Linked DNA regions of Homo sapiens: all the other regions are linked to region 2. A link is a contact called in ENCODE Hi-C or POLR2A ChIA-PET data. All regions are on one chromosome and are shown on one strand. Each heading gives the region's core, a stretch centred on a gene start or an enhancer-like site at or near the end of the contact. The rest is flanking DNA. Distances are from core to core; before and after follow the strand shown.

The links. A loop is a pair of places that touch in the nucleus more often than their neighbours do. ChIA-PET counts read pairs that join two places held with the same protein, here RNA polymerase II (POLR2A). Pooled maps may share reads with other maps.
Region 1: a map of mammary epithelial cell shows a loop between it and region 2 (2.3-fold over the local background). The contact joins two enhancer-like sites. A Hi-C loop is called at or near these places in 2 of 168 maps with a recorded cell type or tissue (Caco-2 and mammary epithelial cell) and 1 of 50 pooled maps. POLR2A ChIA-PET finds 5 or more read pairs at or near these places in 6 of 52 experiments (Caco-2, OCI-LY7, PC-9 and 3 more).
Region 3: a map of Calu3 shows a loop between it and region 2 (2.1-fold over the local background). The contact joins two enhancer-like sites. A Hi-C loop is called at or near these places in 2 of 168 maps with a recorded cell type or tissue (Calu3 and gastrocnemius medialis) and 1 of 50 pooled maps. POLR2A ChIA-PET finds 5 or more read pairs at or near these places in 4 of 52 experiments (Caco-2, K562, OCI-LY7 and 1 more).

The regions. Positions count from the first base shown.
Region 1 is chr2:121,173,278-121,177,370 of GRCh38, forward strand. No RefSeq gene overlaps it. Among named protein-coding and RNA genes, the nearest start is that of TFCP2L1, 110 kb to the right of the region's middle. Within about 2 kb of position 1,719, at least 4 of the 41 ENCODE cell types and tissues checked have a DNase peak (open chromatin) inside an H3K27ac peak, as active enhancers do; they include mammary epithelial cell, where a contact is called at or near this core.
Region 2 is chr2:121,209,554-121,213,777 of GRCh38, forward strand. No RefSeq gene overlaps it. Among named protein-coding and RNA genes, the nearest start is that of TFCP2L1, 74 kb to the right of the region's middle. Within about 2 kb of position 2,283, at least 6 of the 41 ENCODE cell types and tissues checked have a DNase peak (open chromatin) inside an H3K27ac peak, as active enhancers do; they include mammary epithelial cell, where a contact is called at or near this core.
Region 3 is chr2:121,150,420-121,154,643 of GRCh38, forward strand. No RefSeq gene overlaps it. Among named protein-coding and RNA genes, the nearest start is that of TFCP2L1, 130 kb to the right of the region's middle. Within about 2 kb of position 1,477, at least 2 of the 41 ENCODE cell types and tissues checked have a DNase peak (open chromatin) inside an H3K27ac peak, as active enhancers do.

The sequences.
Region 1 (4,093 bases), core at 469-2,968, 37 kb before region 2:
TTGTTCAGCTGCATCCTCAGCCCTGTCCATTCATGCATCAGGAAAACCACAGACTTGAGTCTCTTCCATTTTCTGGTGGTTTGGGTGCCTTGGCTAAGGGCCTATTCTCCCAGCTTTCTCCGTTTCACCAGGCTGTCATCGAACACCTGGGAAGCTGTCAGGATGCATCACACTTGATACTCTGACTCTTCCTGCAGAAATTCCTGACCCTGTGTCCAGGAGGTGAAGGGTTAAGAATGGATCAAGTCCAGGCCTGAAGAGACCATTCATAGACTGTCCCAGGAACCACATGGAGTCCTGTTGCCACTCCCTTCCTGATCTGGACCCTCTGGGGCACCAGGATCTACACTTAGGCCATAGGATATGGCAGTGGGGGAAGGGTTTGGGGTTCTGATAGAATCCTCACTGTGCTGAGGGGGATGTATCCCTTAACCTCACTGAACCTGTTTTTTTCATCTGTAAAATGGGGATAACAACATATCTACTTTAATGGGTCATGGTAAGGACTGAAGAAAAGCATGTCAAGTGCCTGGCTCTACGTCTGCCGTGTGACTGCCTCTTATCTGATGTCTGTTTGCTGTGTCTTCCTTTGCAGAATGTATCCTGAACTTGTGTTGATGTACTGGGTCCACTCAGCCAATCGTCTGCTAGTGAAGGGAGGGACACGAAAGGGGAGCAGGGAGATAGAGGTGGCTGCTGAGTGGGAAATGAGGATGACTGTGATTGTGTATGCAAGTGTGCATGCATGCACATTACATGTGTGCACGGAGGAACCAGGCCGACAGGATACGAATCAAAGGGCTCAAGAGACTTTTTGCTTCATTTAATGCCTCAGATTCCACGTTGCTACATAAGCCTCCTAGAACCTAAACACAGCCCTAGAAAAAGACAATTATCCTAAACTAACTGTGATCCATTACGCCTTTCGTCTCCCAGTGAATTGAGTCTCAAAGTAGAAATCAATGTGAATTATAGAAAATTCAAGTTCTTTTTTTTTTTTTGAGACAGAGTCTCGCTCTGTCACCCAGGCTGGAGTGCAGTGGCGCAAACTCGGCTCACTGCAACCTCCGCCTCCCGGGTTTAAGCGATTCTCCCACCTCAGCCTCCTGAATAGCTGGGATTACAGGCATGCACCACCATGCCCGGCTAATATTTGTATTTTTAGTAGAGATGAGGTTTCGCCATGTTGGCCAGGCTGGTCACGAACTCCTGACCTCAGGTGATTCACCCACCTCGGCCTCCCAAAGTGTTGGGATTACAGGCATGAGCCACCACGCCCGGCCAACCTGAAGCTCTATTTTTTACGAATCTGGGATTGAGGATATGAACTCCATGCCTGTCCCATTTTCTTACTCAGCTATGGGCTGTATCTTGCACTTGACCCTAAGTTCACTAAGTGTGGCAAAGTTGTTCCCTTTATAAGCACTGTATTTCCACCACAAGCACCATGTCTGACACATACTATGCACTCAGTAAATATTTTCGGGGGTGGCTACACAAGATGGATGAGCAGCGGTGAGCTCCCCTGACTCACCCACTATAAGCCCACCACCCCAAAAATGGTCTCCTGTCCCTTGGCACAAGTATTCCTTCCTTCAGCACGTGAGACAGACATGCCCTAACCCCCACCCGACCCGCTTTCTGGGAAGCCGACACAGGGGCTTGGCCCCGGCCACGGTGCCTGAGGCCTCTGAGAGGCAGGTAATGGCTTGGGCTAAGCTGGTCTCTTTGTTCCCAGCATCAAGGCAGGCTGAGCAGATGCTTGGCAGTTACCACCGCCAGACTGGGCCTGCCAGAACAGGGGGTGAGGCCCAGCCAGGGAATGTGTCAGGAGAGATTCCAGGGCCGGGGGAACACAAAGAGGGCACTCTCAGGGCTCCGGGGAGCCTGCCCGGCCTCCGGGTCTGCCAGTGTCAGGCTGTGCTGCCCATTGAGGCAAGAGCTCCTACCAAGGGCAGGGAAGTGACAGAAGGAGGCTAAGTTGGCCCCAGTGCAGCCCCAGAAATGAGCAAAGAGGTCATAAAAGCAGACAGCACTTATACAAGGCTGGGTGGTGGAGTGGCGAGTGTGAAACTTGAGGCAAATGTCTTCAGCTCTCTGAGACTCCGTCTCTTTGATGCCAAAACCATGTTGCGAACCACGTTCCTACATTGCCAGCGGGCTCTATAGTAGTCTTAGCCAATAGGGGATGCTAACGGGAAGCTCAGTGCTGGGCCTGGAAGACGGGGTTTGGTCCTGCCAGTCTCCTTTCAGCTCAGGTGATTGTAGCTCCAGCCACACTCCTTCCCCTCGGCAGCAGCAGGTCCCTCCCGTAGCAGCAGCTGAATCTAGTCTGCAGTTTCCCAACCTTCACAGAACCAGCCTCATGGTGCTGCATCTCAGAGACACCAGCCCCAGAGCAGCGGAGCAGGAGAGTCTCCTTCTCCTACCCCCAGAGGTCTGAGTTTTGGCTCGAAGGGGGCTTCTCCTCCAAGCTCTTAAATTCTAACAGTTCTAATCTCTTCCCTAGTCCCCCAGCCTTGGGGGGTGGGAGCTGCTTCTAGCAGTTATTACCTCCACAACAACTCAGTTTTCTTTTCCTTTCTTTTTTTTTTCTTTCTTTTTTTGAGATGAAGTCTCGCTCTTGTCGCCCCAGGCTGGAGTGCGATGGCGCGACCTTGGCTCACTGCAACCTCCGCCTCCCGGGTACAAGTGATTCTCCTGCCTCAGCCTCCTGAGCAGCTGGGATTACAGGCATGTGCCACCACACCCGGCTAATTTTTGTATTTTTAGTAGAGACAGGGTTTCACCACATTGGCCAGGCTGGTCTCGAACTCCTGACCTCAGGTGATCCGCCCGCCTCGGCCTCCCGGAGTGCTGGGATTACAGGCTCGAGCCACTGCGCCCGGCCAACAACTCAGTTTTCTTTTTGCCTTTTCAGTTACCTAATTACCAACTTTATGCCTGGCTAATGCTATTTATATTAATGCTCTTTGTAAAAATAATGGGTGTGTTTTCTGTCTCCTGACTGGGTCCTGTCCGATCTTTCAGGCTAACAACATGTGCTTCTTACTGTTTTCTGAGGATGAAATTGTATGGTACCTGGCATGTCCAAAGCCTTCAATTTGTGTTCATCCTTTGCCTTCCCTCTGGAATACCCTTAGACTCCTATGGTACCAGCTTTTCCAAAAATCTCACATTTTTCCTACTGAGATGTTTAAGAGCACACATTTAGAGACAAAGCTGTGTTTGAATCCCAGTTTGGCTACTTAATAGCTGTACAGCCTTGCACAACTTGCTTCACCTCTTGAAGCCTCATCTATCAAGTGGAAATAATAACAGCACCTACTTCCCAGGGTTGCTGCAAGGATTACACGAGATAATATAGACAGACAGCATCTAGCAGCACTCAGAAAATATAGCTATTAACTCTTATTTGCTTATTATTTCATGGATACATCAGTGAAATCTTATAAAGTAAATCATGACTTACTTGAGAGTAAAGTTGTCACTCTTGCCTCAGAAGAAGGAAAAGGAAAAAAAAAGAAAGTGGCTGGGAGCAATGGCTCACGCCTGTAATCCCAGCACTTTGGGAGGCCGAGGTGGGTGGATCACCTGAGGTCAGGAGTTCGAGACCAGCCTGGCCAATGTGGTGAAACCCCATCTCTACTAAAAAATACAAAAATTAGCCAGGTATGGTAGCACTCGCCTGTAGTCACAGCTACTTGAGAGGCTGAGGCAGGATAATCTCTGGAATCCAGGAGGCAGAGGTTATACTGAGCCAAGATCATGCCACTACACTCCAGCCTGAGCAACAGAGCCAGACTCCATCTCAAAAAAAAAAAGAAAGAAAAGAAAAGGAAAGAAAGTGAAGTCTGTCATTTAGTTTTCTATAATCCCACAACCAACTTTAAGCCTCAACACCACCTAGTACAATGCTAGGCATCTCTTTCAAGCTTAATAACATTACTGGCTCCAAGGTGGGGAAAGTCCAAAGCTTGTCTTAGAGCTGCAGAGACTTTAGAGGTGATTAGTCTAACCCCACTGCTGTTGTGTCATCCTTAGGGTGTACCCATCAAGCATATGTACAGCCTCTAAGTGGAGGAAAAGTTTC
Region 2 (4,224 bases), core at 1,033-3,532:
GCCCAGATTCTCTGAGCCTCAGTCTCCTCACAGGCAAAGCAGAGACTTTAACAACTGCCTGAAAAGGTGCTGTGAGTGCAGATGAGATAATAGGGAGGAAAAACTTTTCCTGTGTCCTCTTATGTTCAGTGACTAGGGGCCTGCGAATTAAACTGACAAAAGATAGATTCGCTAGAGAAAAAAGATGGATTTTTATTCTCATACCTATGAGGGAGTTTCACAGAAAAATGTGACTCAGTTCAAGGCTGCAGCGAGCTATGATCCACCGCACTACAGCCTGGGTGACAAAGTGAGAAACTGTCTCAAAAAAAAAAAAAAGAAAAAGAAGAAGAAGATAAAGGAAAAAGAAAAAAAAGAAAGAAATGTTAAAAATAAAAAATAAAAAAAAAGAAAAGAGAAAAAAGGAGAAAAGGATAAAACAAGTATAAATAAAAAGAAAAATGTGGCCAGGCGTGGTGGCTCACACCTGTAATCCCAGCACTTTGAGAGGCCGAGGTGGATAGATCACCTGAGGCCAGGCGTTCACAACCATCCTGGCCAATATGACGAAAGCCCATCTCTACTAAAAATACAAAAATTAGCTGGACGCAGTGGCGGGTGCCTGTAATCCCAGCTACTTGGGAGGCTGAGGCAGGAGAATTGCTTGAGATGGAGGTTGCAGTGAGCCGAGATGGTGCCACTGCACTCCAGCCTGGGTGACAGAGTGAGACTCTGTCTCAAAAAAGAAAAGAAAAGAAAAATGCAACTCAAGGAGGTGGTTATAATTTGGGACTTATATACCATGTTAATAGGGGAAGAGGGAAGAGAAGGACCATTTTACTTTTAGGAAAGATAAATGGCCCCTAGGAGAACAGATGGCAGCTAGGACAGTTTTGCAACTATGTCTGTTCTGGTGATTTCTTATCTTGGTGCCAGTGCTGACTTCTTGAATTCTTGTATTTGGTGATAGGAGTCCATCTCTCTGGTTTTGAAAGTTCCAGGGAAAGGATTTCTGGCAGCTGAATTCTTTTGGGAGCCTCTGCTTTTAGGCAGATTAAGGGGAATAAAAAAATAAAAAAATAAAAAAATAAACCAGAAAACCCTCTTCAGTGTGGTACATCCTGGATCCCTTCAGACAAGGCACGGGCAATACCTGGCTGGGGGAGCCCCTCACAGGCCTCCTCCTGCCGGCCCACACCACATCCCTGTGCCCATGTTTGTCCTCTTCCCAATCCCTACTGCCCCATCCGAACTCACTGTCCTCTGTCCCCATTCTCTCTGTGCTAAGGTGACACGTCACCATATAGCAGCTTGCCCCCTGCCGGCACAGGCTCCCTTCACCGCTGCTTTCAGGTCCCAGTCCCTCGTTTGCCCAGCACCTCTTGCTATCTCTTACTCATTCAACAAACACTCCTAGCAGGCTTCTCCCTGCCAGGCCCTGGGCTGGATTCCAGAGTGGCAGCGATCAGGCAGACCAAACTCTGTCTCTAGGAGCTCCTCCCAGTGGGAGAGGCGGACAGAAAGATGGACAGTTACAGCCTAGGCACAGGAGCCCATGGGAGCTCAGAGGAAGAGCCCAGAGGAAGAGTAAGGCCCAGCAAGTTCTGTGAGCTGTTGGTGCCAGGAAAGAGCTGGGCCTGCCCCTGATACTCAAAAAGCATATGTGAACAAAGGGAATGGAGGGAGAGGAGGAGAAAGAAGGGATGACAGGAGGAAGGGAGGGAAGTTGGTCGATTTTCCTCATCCACCTTTCTCCTCTCTGGACTAGTGTTTGGGGCCAGCTCCTCCCCCACTCCAATGTCAACCTCTGGGCTTATCAGATATTTCAATAGCTGCTCTGGCCTGATAAGCCCTCTCCAGATAACCCCTTTCTCTTGTAATTGAGTTTAAATATTGTTCCACCCAATCAAGGCAGGTTAATATTCAACCCAACCTAGCTCTGGAAGCCTCCTGGCCACCAGATTCTTCCCTGGGCGAGGCAACCTGGGGCTGAGCAGGGCTGGAGCAAGCAGGGCGTGCAGTCTTCCCCCAAAGCATGTTTATCAGAGGGTTTGGGAATGGGGGGCGGGAGGGGACTGTCTAGACCTGGGTCCGCCCCTGGTGGGTCCAAGGAACAGTGTCCAAGCCAAGCCTAAGGGCCTGCGCTTCCTGGCTGGAGGACCAGGGGAAAGCCAGCTTTGTTCCAGCAGAGGCTCAGCTGGGAGAACCTGCCCAGACACCCTTCCCTTGAGGATTCTGCTTTGCACCTTAGAGTGTCCTCAGGCTGCCAGGATCCTCCAGAGCCATATGGCTGATTTCCTCCTCTCACCCACAGGAGTGATTCCCTCAGGCTCCTCAGGGTTTGGTCCTCGTGAGTCAGCCTCCCAGGGCCTATCCTGTCTGACACACTCCAGGTGGAATCTTCAGCCTACCCGGTAGAGGCCCAAACAGTGCATGCACCTGCTTCCCACTGGTGACTTTCACGGGTCTTCCATGTGGACAGCCCCAGTCAGCGATGTGGGAGCCGCCACAGCCCAGGACTTCCAGAAGCAGAAGCGCTGAGTGTGGCTACTCACCTGACCCAGGGCAGAGAGTGGGGTCGAGAGCCAGTGGCATCCACACCTGTACCCGGGAGGCCCCTCTGGTTCCGTGTGTGTGTGTGTGTCTGTGTGCATGTGTGTGTGTGTGTCTGTTGGGGGGTGGGAGGGTCATCAACAGGTTTCACTACTCAAATCATCTTCCCCTACAGGGAGGCGCAGAGGATCCCATAGCTACCAGCCAGCTGTCAGGCTCTGGGTCACCTTTGTGTCATTGGACCCTAACATTCTCTAGTCCCCCTCTGTCCCACCCCACCCGAGTGAGTCACTATCCCTCTTGGAGGTTCCTCCCCAGAAAGAGAGGGCAGGTGCCTCCAGGCCAGCAGCAACAGCCCCCGGGGGAACCTGTTAGGAATGCACATTCTCAGACCCGCACCCCACCACTGAATGGGAGACTGCGGGCGGGGAACCCCCGCAGTGCAGTGCAGGTGGCTTTCCGGCCCTCCTGAAGATTCCGATGCACTGGGACACCACCCAGCCACTACAAGCCATGAATAAAAGCCTCCTGCCTCTCACCGCTTTAATATGTGCCGGGGCCATTCCAAGCTCTTGAAGTAAATTCAGCTCATTTACTCGTTATAATCGTCCTGCGAGGCAGGCACGAGTATTAGTCCTCGTGGACTAATTTTACGGATGAGGCAAGCAAAACAGAAAAGTTAGGCGACCTTGGGCAAGGTCACACAGCCGGAGGCTGAATGAGAAGCTAGGCAGTTCTCCGCTACATCAGGGGCTCCCGAAGTGTGGTCCCTGGACAAACGGTGTTAGCATCACCTGGGGACTTCTTAGAAATACAAATTCCCAGGCCCCCGATCAGACCCACCGAGCCGAGGGCCCAGCCATCTTTAGAACAAGCCCTCCAGTTTCAGAACCACAGTGCTGCACCCCGCTGCCTGAAGAGACATCCTGGGAAATAGCCGGAAAGCCTCACGCCCGCATCATGGCTGGGGGGGAGGGGGGTGGTTTGCTGGAAATAGACCACGTTGCAGGGCGGCTGCCGGCTCCTGCCCACCGGGAGGCCGAGGACAGCGACCCGAGCCGCACCTGCGCTGGGGCCTGCCGAGCTCTCGCAGTTTGAATGGAAAGGAAGAAGCCTTTGCTGTGGGCCCATGCTGCTCTGGGCCTCGGCTGCTGCGAGGTGCTGCCGAGTTCACACCATCCCACTCTTGTGTCCTAGCTCACCTCTAGTTTCTCTGTTGGGGCAGAGGCTGTGCAGGCGGATGGGGCAGCCAGCAGCCATACCAGAAGGAAAGACGGTGGTACAGGGGAACTCTTGGGCCCTGAGCTTGCCAGGCTCCCTAGTTCCACTCTGAGCTCTTGAACCCAATCCCGTTGCTATTGACTGAATGCTTGTGTTCCCTCCCCCGCTTCCGATGTTGAAGCCTAACCTCCAAGGTGATGGTACATGCAGGTGGGGCCTTTGGGAGGTATGAGGCCATGAGGGTGGAGCCCGCATGAATGGGGTTAATGCCCTTGTAAAAGAGGCCCTAGGGAGCTTGTTTGCCCCTTCCTAGGAGGCAGGCCCTCTCCAGCCTCTGGATCTGCCAGCGCCTTGACCTTGGACACCTCACCTTCAGAACGGACAGAAATACCTTTCTGTTGTTTATAAGCCACCTAGTTTACTTATGGCATTCTGTTACAGCAGCTCGCATGGGCTAAGACAGCCATCACG
Region 3 (4,224 bases), core at 227-2,726, 60 kb before region 2:
TGTTACAGCCACGGCTGCCTCACCTCCCAGCCTGGTACCTCTGTAAGCAGCTCCATCTATGTCCCACCAACCTTTCCCTGTGTGCTTTCATGGCGCACTGACCCTGTGCTGGACTGGACTGTGCTCGAGTCAGGGCACACATGCTGCCTTTGAGCCCTCATGCCATCCCTGTGAAGCAGGAGCCATGGCTTGCCCACTGTACAGAAGAGGACCCTACATACTCTGGAAGGAAAAGCGACCTGCACATCTTCCCGCAGCCAGTTCTCAGTGGCCAGGATTTCAGCACAGGTTCACCTGATTCAGCCTCTGGGCTTTAACCACCCAGAACCCCTCTGCACCACCCTCCCTCATCAGGGAATGTGATACCAGAGCTCAGAAGTATCCAAGTGTGGATCTGCACCTTCAGGCCCCTGTCACACTGTACCACGGCTGGGGCTACTTTCCAATTTGTCCCATCCTTCCACGTCAGGCTCAGTCCCAACTCCTCCAGGAAGCCTTCCTTGATTGTTCTAGCTCAGGTGACCTCACCCTTCTCACGTCTCCAGAATGCATGTTCCTGTGGCCCCCACACCTAATGCCTTACTTTGTTAGAGAGGCAGGATATGACGGGGGTAAGGGCTGTCCCCAGAGCTAGTTTGCCTAAGTCAGAGGGGGTAATGCCAGGGGCAACTAAGCACAGTACCTGGCAGAGGACGGACTCAATCAACACCAGGCATTAGTTGTAATTCTTAATGTGTACACACATTATATATACACACGCACATATATATATACACACATATACATATGACATGCACATAAAATATATATCGTACATTAACATGAAAGCAGGAATTAGGTTAGAAAATAACATTTTGGTATATGTGACTCTTTCACACTTCTCTGTATTTTTCTAATTATCAAACCAAACATAGTACTTTGATGTTCTGGAAAAAAAATGAAGTAAAGGAGCATTAACAATTTTCAGCTCAGCCGGGTGCAGTGGCTCACGCCTATAATCCCAGCACTTTGGGAGGCCAGGGCGGGTGATCGCTTGAGCTCAGGATTTTCAGACCAGCCTGGAAAACATGGTGAAATCCCATCTCTAAAAAATATACAAAACAAATTAGCCAGATGCAGTAGAGCATGCCTGTGGTCGCAGCTACTTGGGAGGCCGAGGCACGAGAATTAATGGAGCCTGGGAGGGCGGAGGTTGCAGTGAACTGAGATCGTGCCACTGCACTCCAGCCTGGTGACAGAGTGAGACCCCATCACAAAAACAAAAATAAAGAAAAAAGAAAAATTTCAGCTCATCTAGGTACCAAAAAAAAAAAAAAAAGAAAGAAAGAAAGAAAGAAATTAAAGAAATATACACTTTGAAGCAAACAAAATGATTTGGTAAGAAATGCACGCATGCTCATTGAGCACCTTCTGTGTGCTCCTGGTGAGGTGCTGGCAACCCAGAAAGCAATAAGGCCTGGCCTCACCCAGCAAGCCCCGGGTGTGTGGGGGAGCACCTTGCCAGACCAGTCTCTGAGTCTGTTTCTTGAAGGCCACACCCTGCAAGGTGTGCTGAGAGCCCCAGGGAGTGCGAAGGTTTCTAAAACTCATTCCTTGCTCTAAACACATTTGCGATTGAGTAACATCTTAAAACTACATTGCCAATCCTCAGAGCAGTCCAGGACCCTAACGGGGTACCAGAAAACACCACAAACACTCTGTCCCCAGCTCAGCCTCACAGCAGCCCTTAGTTCTCACTACTTAAACCTTTATTAAGCACCTATTATTAGCCCAGTACGCGGCTAAGCCCTCTATGCTCTTTTCGTGCACCTTTGTAACAGAATTTGCCCCCCTGACAGCTGTCCCCGAGACTCAGAGAGGCATCAAGAGCAGAAATGCGGCTGAAATGCATGCACAATCATGTATATACTAAGTGTCTGTGATGAGAGCTAAAGTTTGGGGGGTACTTAGCACAGGCCAGGGCTGCTCTACGTGTGTGACCTTTAGAAACTCATTTAGTAGCCGGGTGCAGTGGCTCACGCCTGTAATCCCAACACTTTGGGAGGCCGAGGTGGGTGGATCACCTCAGGTCAGGAGTTTGAGACCAGCCTGGCCAAGATGGTGAAATCCCGTCTTTAATAAAAATACAAAAATTAGTTGGGCGTGGTGGCAGGCGCCTGTAATCCCAGCTACTTGGGAGGCTGAGACATGAGAATAGCTTGAACCCAGGAGGTGGAGCTTGCAGTGAGCTGAAATCTCACCATTGCACTCCAGCCTGGGCAACAGAACGAGACTCCATCTCAAAACGGAAAAACAACAACAACAAAAGAAACTCATTTAGTAATCACAGCAATCCTATGAAGTAGATGTGATCTTTCCCATTTTACGGATGAGAACTCTGAGGCAGAGAGAGATAGGGCACTTGCCTGAAGTCACAGAGCTCACGTAGTCTGATGCTGTGGATACTCTGCCTCTGCTCAGGGATAGCAGCTGCCCCCACCTCTCCACCTGCCGCCCTCCTTCCAGGTGCACGTCACTGTTCCTGCTGTTTAGGCCTCCTCTGTGCTCCCACCACCCTTGTGCTGCTGGTGCGTTTGGGGTCTTTGTCTCCCACTAGACCACACACTCCTGGAGGCTGGGGCCATGTCTTGATGACTCTGTGTCCCTCGCGGCCCCAGGCCTGGGCATAAGTGGTGAGTTCTGGAGTGGTCTCAGGAGGTGTCCTGGAGATGGGACAGGAGGGAATGGATGTCTCTGGCGTGGTCCTCATGGAGGTTTTCTGGGGGAAGCAGGGCTGTGGGGCAATCCTAAAGTCCCATCTTGGCCTGGTGCGTTGGCTTACACCTGTGATCCCAGCACTTAGGGAGGCTGAGTTGGGAGGATCACTTGAGCCCAGGAGTTTGAGTCCAGCATGGGCAGCATAGTGAGACCCCAGCTCTACAAAAAATGAACATTAAAAAAAAGCCCCATCTCCTCTTCATCTCTATGGGGACAGCTGCCCAGGTATTGTCCCTACCCTGGCAATGGAGTCAGGGGTCCCAGGTGAGACTGGCAGTGCTATCGATAAGCAGCACACTGCCTGGGAGTCAGGGCCCTGCTCTGTAGCTCTGGGTAACTCGCTGCCCTCTCTGAGCATAGTGAATGCTCACAGGGAGGTGATCGCCAAGGGCCCCTCACCAGAAAGACTGGGCCAATTCCTTGTGAAGATCAGCTCTGGGGTCGTTGGACTGTCCGGTTATTGTCCACTCAAAGGCACAGGGGCATGAGGGCAAAGGGACGGTGTTGACACAGGTGGCATTGGAGGAGGTCAGTGAGGGGGTCCTGGAGGGAGTGGACCTTGAGCTGACTTTTGAAGAATCAGGTTGAAAACGCCATGTGGAGAGGAGAGGGTGGGGCCTTCTTACCATAGGGACAGCTTATGTGAACCTAGAGAGGGGACAGAGAAGCACCTCTGCTGTGTGAAGTGGGGGCAACCAAGGCCTGTGTTCCAGGGAGAGGAGCTTGGGCTTCCTTCTGGGGCCAGTGGGCAGCTCTGGAGGGGCCTGGGCGGGTGACACCGTCTGATTCCCCGGCCGCCCTGGCTAAACAGCCGCCTCTCCTCCACCCTCTCTGGGCCTTCCTCTGCTTCATCCCCTTGGATCACATTAAACTCACATACAGCCATATCTCATTCATTCATCATCTTTATCCCTTGCCATCCTTCCTAGAACGGGACACCCATGAGGGCAGGACTTTTGTCTGCTTTGTTCTCTGCAGTAGCCCCTGTGCTCAGAAGGGTGTGTGGCACATAGTAGGTGTTCAACAAACACTTGCCGAATGAATGAACAAAACACATCAGAAAGCTCACCCTCAGCCTTGTGAAGCCTCAGTGCAGGGTGGCCTAGGAAGCAGGGGGAATCTGAGGGGCAGAATCATCCCCCTTCTCATGGTTATGGAACACTGAGGAGCCCCGACCTGCAAACGACTTCAGTATGGCCACATAGAGCTTTCTTTTTAAGCATCATCTCACTTAATTTCTTTAAATTCCTTTAAAAGGATTCGCTCTCAGCTACAAAAACCTCATGCACAAGTTAATCGAATAATGAAATTTAAGTTTCAAAAAGGAAACACTCAGACCTCTCCCCGTGTCCCCAGCCCAGGGCCAGGACCCTAGACAGAGTCCCAGGAGAGCGTACTAAGATCCCCTCAGATGGGGAAGGTGCGGCTCAGAGAAGGGCAGGGCTTGACAGAGGACACACAGCAAGG